2 separate regions of the Homo sapiens genome follow, and region 1 is linked to region 2. A link is an interaction called in ENCODE POLR2A ChIA-PET data of the cell type or tissue named here. Cell type or tissue: GM12878. All regions are shown on one strand. Links, peaks and the distances in the headings refer to the core of each region. The heading gives the core; the rest is flanking DNA.

Region 1 (4,393 bases), core at 143-4,142, 180 kb before region 2:
GGCCGTGCCAAACAGCACCTGCAATCCAGGATGGGGACCTCTGACCAAGTGGCAGCAAGGGCCAGTTTCTGGCACACCTTGTTGCCTCGATTTGTTTTAGGAAGACAATATACATTTAGAACTAAAAATAGCTAGTTAAGTAACAACAGCACAGTGACACAAAATGTTAAGTAGAACCTCTGCTGGCTATTCCTGCAACAATTTGAGTCCTTTAATACTGAAATGTGACTAACAGCAGAATGAGTATATTATATTGCATGAACGTTTTCAAATAATACCAGCAAAATCTCTGTTATACTATTTGCAGGGGTTTTGCTTTGTATTTTTGATTGGAGGAGAGGAGTTAGGAAAATATTCATTTACTTTTCTGGAAAACGAAGAAGCAGCAGAGATTTGTTGTTATTATTTTCTCAAATTTAGAAGAAAAAGCTTAGGTTTATGTTTGACCAAAGAGAAAATACATTGGGTTATGTAAGCATGTTATATAACCATATTTGGAAAAGAAGATGCTCCTGAAACAATGTTTTATTTCCAATGTTGAATGTTTTACTTCACTGAGAATAATAATAGTATTAATGTATTAATTTATAATTAATTTAAGGATGTAGTCATGGTATTAAAATATTAAGTACTTACTTTGCACTAAACACTATGCTGAAAGCTCTACCTCATTAATTGTCAAAACCATGAGTTAGGCGCTAGTTTTGCTGGTGTGGCCCAGGTGGGCTTTTGCTACCACAGTGTGCTGAGGGCTGCTCCTCAGACACCTTCCTTGGCCTCACCCATCTCAGAGCACATACTCAGGAGCATGCTGGGTAATACAGACAGGTACATGGCCAGAGCTAAAGAACAATCTGGATAGAGGAAGGCTGAATGCGCCCCTCCATGACAGCAGCAAAGGAGCACCTCACAGCTGCTGAACATCCCCCCTGCCGCCACCAACCAACCAACAACACTAGTGGTGCCACCAGTGGGACATCCTGAGAGGAATCTTGGGTCCTGGGCAGCAGGACCTCCACCGAGGTGCATCACATTGCATTATGTTCTGCTTTGTGTGATGGTCTCTGCAGTTTCTGCATTGGTTGCCATTAAAAACTTTACATCTTTTGTGTCTAATGGGATCTGTCTATCCGTCAGCATCTCATTGCAACAATCATGCAAGTTATCTCCAATTTACAAACACACGAGCAACTTAAGAGAGGCCAAGTAAGCTGACAAAGGCATTAAGTGATCAAGCCAAGGCTGTCTGACTAGAAAGGCTAGAATTTACCCAAAGGGAGAGCTGGTTAAGGCTTTTTCAATTTTTGCTTCTTTTTGCTTGAGATTTTAATGTGAAGCTCCTTGGGGGAGAGACAGTCCATAGCTATGTGGCACCTAACAGAGCTTTGTGTACAATGCAGGCACTCAGTAAATATTTATTGCTAAACGAATGCACTAAAGTCAGTGACAAGCAAAAGGCAATTTTAGGATATAAATACTGATGACTAAGAGACTGCCTGCAGAAAGTTCACAGAATTCAGTTATTTTAGAATAAATTGTTCATCAAATATTCCTTTAAATATGATCTATATTTTAATGAATGAATACTAAAAAAGGCTAAAACAATTTGCCTCCAGACGCAGCAATTAATTCATTACTATATGCTGTTTTCAGGAAAGACATAACTACTAGGAACACCATGAAATTCATTTTAGAAAAAGGTGAAATTTTAGCTGTCAAAAAAAAAATTACTATCTGATAGCATGTCTACAAAGCCTTCATGTGACACAGGCGTAGGGTCAAGACACCGGAGCATGGGTCACGGACCTGCTGAAATCCTGGAAGAGGCAGATGTTTAATGTACTTGGTGAGCAATTTTCAATAACAATAAATATGAAACATGACTTCTTATAACTTTAACTAAGCTGTACCCATTGCCACACTTATCACTATTCTCATCCCTTTACTGTGGGATTGTGTGATTTCTGTCTGACCCCTAGTTACACTATAAACTTTTGAGGCGATGGACTATTATGGACTGAATGTTTATGAGCTCCCCGCCTCCCCAATTTATGTTGATGGTATTTGGAGGTAAGGTCTTTGGGGGATGATTCAGTTTAGACAAGGTCGTGAGGGTGGGGCGCCCACGATAGGATTAGCGCCCATATAAGAAGAGTATGAGAGACCCCAGCTTGCAAGCACTCTCGCTACACCCAAGCACTGAGGAAAGGCCATGTGAGGACCCAGGGAGAACGCAAGCCAGGAGTCAGCCTCCACCAGGAACCAAATTGGCTGGCACTTTGATCTGAGGCTGGCCAGCCTCCAGAATTGTGAGAACTCAATGTCTGTTGTTTAAGCCCCTTGGTCTGTGGTATTTTATTATAGCAGCCCAAGCTGAGACCTGAACCACATCAGCTTTGCTCAACAGTACCTCCCTAGGCCCTGTCATGATGTACAACACACAGGAGTATTTGCAAAAGGGAGGAAATGACTCTGCATTGAAAGGTCTTTTGAATTAATACTCATTTTTCCATTTTAGAGAAGAAAGGACAGATGAAAGAACATACATATAATTCCTGAATAAGGACTGATTAAGTTATCAGAGTTTAGTATCACACTAAAGAAAAACAGAACAAAAAGGGCAGGCCCCAAATCCACTACCATTAATGAATTACAACTACAGTTCCCATAGGAAGACAAAAACACTATTAAGATTGGAAAAAATGGGAAACGCAGCACTGACAGTTTAATTATCAAGCAATGATGGAAGAAGTTACTCTGTTTTGGAACAAGTATGTCACAGATTACTGAAGAACAGTGATACAACATAAAATCAGATTTTTAAAAATCTCTTCCATTACAAGTTCTTTTCATGCCTAATCACTTTTAATGGGATAAAGCTTATGTGAGCAAAGGACTTCAGAAGAACAAGATTGAGAGCCTAATAATAACGAATACACATATGGCAAGTGCATCAATCTCTGCTGCTTCTGCTCCCTAATGTTGGTCAAGTAATGAATGTGTTCTAAGTGGGCTGGTGCTCCTGTTTGTAGAATTCTCCGTGCTAGTGCTCCCCAGGCTTGGCTCTAGGCCCTCTTCTCTCTAGGAAACCACAATCATGCCTGTAGCCTCAAGGATCCCATTCATAGCTGACTCCCTGCCCAGGCCTCTGTCCTGAGCCCCAGACTCTCACATCCAACTGCATTCCTGCCATCTCCCCAAGATGTGCAAAAGGCCCTCAGTGTCAACATGTCTAAGATGAAACGCATGACTGCATCCTTTCCTGAGCAACACACACACAACCAGACCCCATCAAGCAAGGACTGAGGCTTGTGCTTTATCTCCAATGTCTAGTACATCAGCTGGTTCATGGCAGGTGCTCAGACATCATGTGTGAAGGCTTCTGGGCCCCACCACACAGAATTAATCTTGCTCTAACCACGGCCCCCACAGCATTCTGAACTTGGTTCTGGTTTTGCGTGCCTGTCTCCCAGTAAACCAAAAGCATCTCAAGGGCAGGTCTGCACTCCCAGGTTCTCATTCACTCAGTGACTCAATGAATATAAATACATTTCTGTCCAAATCTTTGCCCAAGTTTTCCTACAAATGAAGGAGCAATCTCCTTCCATTCTTCTTTATAAACCAATTCTCAAATCCTCCCATAAAACTACCCCCCAAAAACACTTTCAAGGATGAATCATGTACATTTCTGTCCCATATTTTCCTGCTGTTTCCTGTGACGAACTGTAGGCTTCAGGTATGGGCAGGGCCAATGCTCCCTCTGTAATGCATATACCAGGACCAAATAAGCAGTAGACACATACAGGTCAAGTCATACTAATTCAATGGCTGCCTCGCTGGGTTTGGTTTACTTTGCAGCCTTGTATATACTCACTGCAGGGCAGTTTCTAATAGCAACACGGCCAGGCACCACGGCTCACACCTGTAATCCCAGCACTTTGAGAACCTGAGATGGGAGGATCACTTGAAGCCAGGAGTTTGAAACCAGCCTGGTCAACAAGGTGAGACCCTGTCCTCTAAAAAAAACAAAAAGATGTATCAGGCCATGGTGGTGAGCACCTGTAGTCCTAGCTCCTGGGGAGGCTGAGGCGGGAGGATCACTGGAGCCCAGGAGTTGGAGGCTGCAGTGAGCCATGATTGCTCCAATGCACTCCACCCTGGGTGACTGAGCGAGACTCTGACACACACACATACACACAAAGCAATGCAATAATGATATCCACATATAATCTCTTTATTTCAATGTACTCCATTCTAAACTATTTTTAGGTGCAATTATTTAAAAATAAACACAATTATTATCAATAGTTTAAAATAAACCAAGCCACAACCAAAGGAGGAGAAGACAGGATATAAAATCATTCAAAAGATTTCTATTTTGGAAGCCACAGTA
Region 2 (4,393 bases), core at 282-4,281:
AACTGTGCCTGGTACATACTAGGAGCTATATTAGCTATCACTATTACCACAACCTACCTCATGGTACTATTGTTAGGACCAGACAGATTATTTGTGTTAATTCGTGTAATATTTTTGAGGCAGTGCCGGCACATAATAAACTCTCAGTAAGTGTCAGCTATTACAGTTATGAATAATTCCCAATTGGTGGTGGCAGTAATTGAGCTGAAGAAGAATGGGACAGGGCATGGAGTTGCCATGAGCAGATGTGGCATGTTGAGTCTGCAATGTTTAGGAGACATCCAAATGGCAGGGTCAAGTAAATAGCTGGACACTTGCATCTGAACCTCGGAGTCAAAGTATAGACTGGAGATAAGTCAGTGTCATCGACATAAAGGTCAGTTTTAACTACAGAACTACAGAACATACTAAGCCCAGTGAGGGAGGATGAGGATGGAGGAAAGGCTCTAGTGGTGAGCCCTGTGGAACCCCACGTCAGGTAAATAAAGGTAGGGAGCCAGCAGAGGAGGGTGAGAAGGAAGAATGAACAGGGAGGAGGAAACCAACAGAGAGGGGAGTCTCAACACCTGAGCAAAGAGAGGGCCTGCAGAAAGGTCCAGTTCAATGAAGACATTGGATGTGGCTCCTGAAGCTTATCTGTTCTTTTAGCATCTTACCCATTTTGACTTTCCCTAACTTTCACTGGCAACACTGTCTGTGTGAAGAACACACATTCCAAGGACATCATAGTACAATGGGAAAAACTCTGTCCTTGGACTCAAGAGACCCAGGCTCAAGCTCCAGTGAAGTGTCGGGTAGGTCCCTCAACAAGGGCCTTCACTTTCGCCAAAGGCAAAATGACAAGATCGGACCAGATTCCCAAAGCCAGGTCATGAGATCTCTATGCATCTACAAACCCAATAATCAAAGTCCATAAGCTCTTTTTCAATATTTAAAACACATATTGATCGTTTCCTTAGCCTTCTAGCTAAGATAAAGTATGTATTGAGAACTACACATCTACTATAGTAAAGTTACACAAACCTAACTGTCACATTTGTTTTTGACTGAAACACTCTAGAAACTTGGAAAGCAGTAGTGATTAAGAAGGGGAACTCAGGAGGCTGACAGCCTCACTTCAAATCTTGGGTCTGTCAATGACTACTTCCTGCATTAGAGCTATGCTACTTAACTACTCAAGGTCTCAGTTTCCCCAACTGTAAAATGGAGGTATGACAAAACCTATCTCAGGCAGCTGTGGAGGGATTTCAGTGAGTTAATTGTAAGCTCTCTAAAGGAACTTCCTGATAGTTTCCTCCTCCCTTGTGATTCTTTCTGTCTCCTCTGCTTGTTCCTCTGCCTTGGCTGGCCTGGGATGCTGAGGTTCCACAGCACTCACTGCCAGATCCTCTTCTTCAGCTCCAGCCTCTCCCTCATTCAGCTCACATTAAGCATAAAAAACAAATACGAGCTATTAATACCATTATCTTGTACTGAACAACAATTCTTGGCTAGTAATAAGATCATAGCCATTGGGGCAGGAAGGGAGGAAGAAAGAAAATATAAAAAGAATCTGATGATAAAAACATTGGTGACCACTGGTAATTCCCAACTGAAAAATTCCACCTCTTTATGCTTGAAATGCACCTGTTGCCACATCACATGGTCCTTGGCACCTTGAATTAAAACCTAGTGGATAAGGCTTTCTCCTCTACCTGTCACCTCCCCGAGGACAGTAGCCACATCTGACTTGGTGACAGTGTATGCTCAGCAACTGTGGAACCAATCCCTGGGTACTTAACCAGCCCCTTCCCCCTAAATTCACTCATACATTTCTAATTTAGAAATTAAACGTTCTAAATATTTTTCCGCAAATACTTTTAAACCCTCCACTGCACATGTGTCCCAGTGAGTCCTTTCAATGACTTACCCCATCCTTTGTCTCACCTGAAGCAAATTCTACAGATTTTCAAACGTAGCATTTCAATGTTTCCCCCAAAACAGATTTATTCTCAGTGCTTTCCAACTTTAAACTAAAACTTCTCAGAACATTTTATTTTTCTTTAGGAGGACAGTTACACCTGAATCAAAGCTACCGTTTCAAAATTTTTAATGTGGGGCCAGGCGTGGTGGCTCATGCCTGTAATCCCAGCACTTTGGGAATCCAAGGCAGGAGGATGGCTTGAACTCAGGAGTTTGAGACTAGCCTGGGGAACAGAGTGAGACCCCATCTCTACAAAAAATTTAAAAATTTGCCAAATGTGGTGACCCGCCTGTAGCCCCAGCTACTCAGAGGCTGAGGTGGGAGGATCGCCTGAGCCCAGGAGTTTGAGGCTGCAGCAAGTTATGATGGCACACTGCACTCCAGCCTGGGTGGCAGAGCAAGAACCTATCTCAAAAAAAAAAAAAAAATTCTAAAATGGATTAAAGAAACCCTATCTGAGCTACAAGAGACAAAGCCTGTGAGAGTTAGATGTCTCCTTGCCCTTCCTCCTCATCAACAAGTCATGACACAACTTGAGGAAGCTGGACCTATTTTGGTTAGGCACCCACTTAACTTGGCCTTTAAATGCTTTCTTCATTACCACATGAGAAGCAACAATTGAAAATGAAACAAAACTCAACAGAGCAGTGACTAACATAAAACTGCTTATATTAAATAAACTCAGTACAGCATCTTTTTTTTTTTTTTTTTTTTGAGACAGAGTCTCACTTTGTCACCCAGGCTGGAGTACAGTGGCGCGATCTCGGCTAACTGCAACCTCCACCTCCTGGGTTCAAGCCATTCTCCTGCCTCAGCCTCCCATGTATCTGGGATTATAGGCACCTGCCACCATGCCTGGGTAATTTTTGTATTTTTAATAGAGACAGGGTTTCACCATGTTGGCCAGGCTGGTCTTGACCTCCTGACCTCAGGTGATCAACCTGCCTCAGCCTCCCAAAGTGCTGGGATTACAGGCATGGGCCACTGTGCCCGGCCCTACAGCATCTATTCACACTAAGCTGCTTTATAAACTCTGAGGCAAAAATGAAGGCAGCCTTGAAAGTTGCCACATTTAAGCACAAGGAAGCCTGGAGTAAATCACCTCTAATTCAGGAGCAATTTCATCTGTGAAGGAAAAACTTCAGGAAGAAATTTTGAAAGCTTGAGAAAAGCTTAAAAGGAGGCAAGCATCACATCAACAGATGATGTGTGTTAATTTTAGCTGCAATAGTCTAAAGTGCAGTGTCAAACCAGGAAAGCAGCCAAGCAACACTCAGGCCAGAGACGCTAACTGAGTGCCCATCACCGGCCCCGGTACCAGAGACACTTAGTGAGTGCCCACCACAGGCCGAACAGGCCGGGTGCTGACAATGCAAAACTCATCGAAGTCCAGTCCCTAGCCCCGAGAAGCACCCTACACAGTGAGAGAAGATGGGCAAAATAAACCAACTTCAATACTACAAGGTAAATCCTGTAATCAAGAGCCAAAAAAGTGCTGTGGAGCAGAGTTGAGAGAATCTTGCTGGAATGACCGGTCCCTGGCAGGATAAAGCCAAGGTAGGGTCTTCAGATGATGATGCAAGAGCAAAACAAAGAAAGAGAGCTCCAAGTTGGACCAAGTAAGGACAATTTACTGACAAAAATATCTCAATAATGAAGACTTTATAATAATCCAAGAGAAAATTAAGCCAGAGTTCTTAAGATAAATAGAAGGCTATTAAAGATATATAGAAGATCTAATTATACTGCCTGGATAGGAAAGGGTCTTACTGCTACAGAGTAGAATTAACGTATATTTAATAGATATGAATGCTGTACATTTGACACTTACTATTTAACTTTAAAACAATTAGCCTTTTCAAAAACTCAGTGTTTTTGTTTTTTCCTAGATCTAGAAGCAATAAAATGGGCTTAAGGAACACGGAATAAAGGGAGCAACCCTGTGAAGACCACAAAGGCAGAACAGTGACAGCAGCTCAGCAGCAAGACTGCCGGGCACCGGGCCTGGCTCTCCCACCACCTGACTGGGTAACTTTTCAAACACCTTCATTTCCCAAGAAGTAGGAATGTTGGGAAGACTAAATAAACATATGTCAAGTACTTAATTACCTGCCCACATAGTAAAGTGCTAAATAAATGTTGGACATTGCTTTTGCAATTTCATTTATATTCTACCCATTAAGCAATGTTTAAAATCTGGAATAAAATAGATTATTAAAGAAATATGCAGAGACAATTATCATTGACCCTGATTCCATCTGGAAATCAGGGATGAAGAATCACGGAGAAAAAAAGGTTAAAATTATCTCTGATCAAAATTAAAGTCTATCAAAATCTCAAATGGCAACGAATTCTTGCTGAATGGCCTTGTATGTGAATGCTAATGATTTCTCCATTACTAAGGAAGGGCCCACTTTGCATCTTACTCCA

Evidence for each region. ChIA-PET counts read pairs that join two places held together with the same protein. Peaks named below come from ENCODE experiments on the same cell type or tissue, not always from the same donor. Only the 100,000 strongest peaks of a DNase experiment are listed, where the experiment ranks them.
Region 1: POLR2A ChIA-PET joins it to region 2 with 8 read pairs; 2 of 35 experiments call an interaction of 5 or more read pairs at or near these places.

What each region holds. Positions count from the first base shown.
Region 1 is chr6:158,444,621-158,449,013 of GRCh38, reverse strand. It overlaps TULP4 (TUB like protein 4), which reads right to left. Exons shown (of 14, transcript NM_020245.5): 4 at 1-18. Among named protein-coding and RNA genes, the nearest start is that of TMEM181, 110 kb to the left of the region's middle. In GM12878, for the core only: no CTCF peak of the experiment used is centred there; no DNase peak of the experiment used is centred there.
Region 2 is chr6:158,269,434-158,273,826 of GRCh38, reverse strand. It overlaps a transcript of TULP4 not described here. Among named protein-coding and RNA genes, the nearest start is that of TULP4, 41 kb to the left of the region's middle. In GM12878, for the core only: no CTCF peak of the experiment used is centred there; a DNase peak (open chromatin) is centred at 2,546; H3K27ac peaks cover 1,392 bases.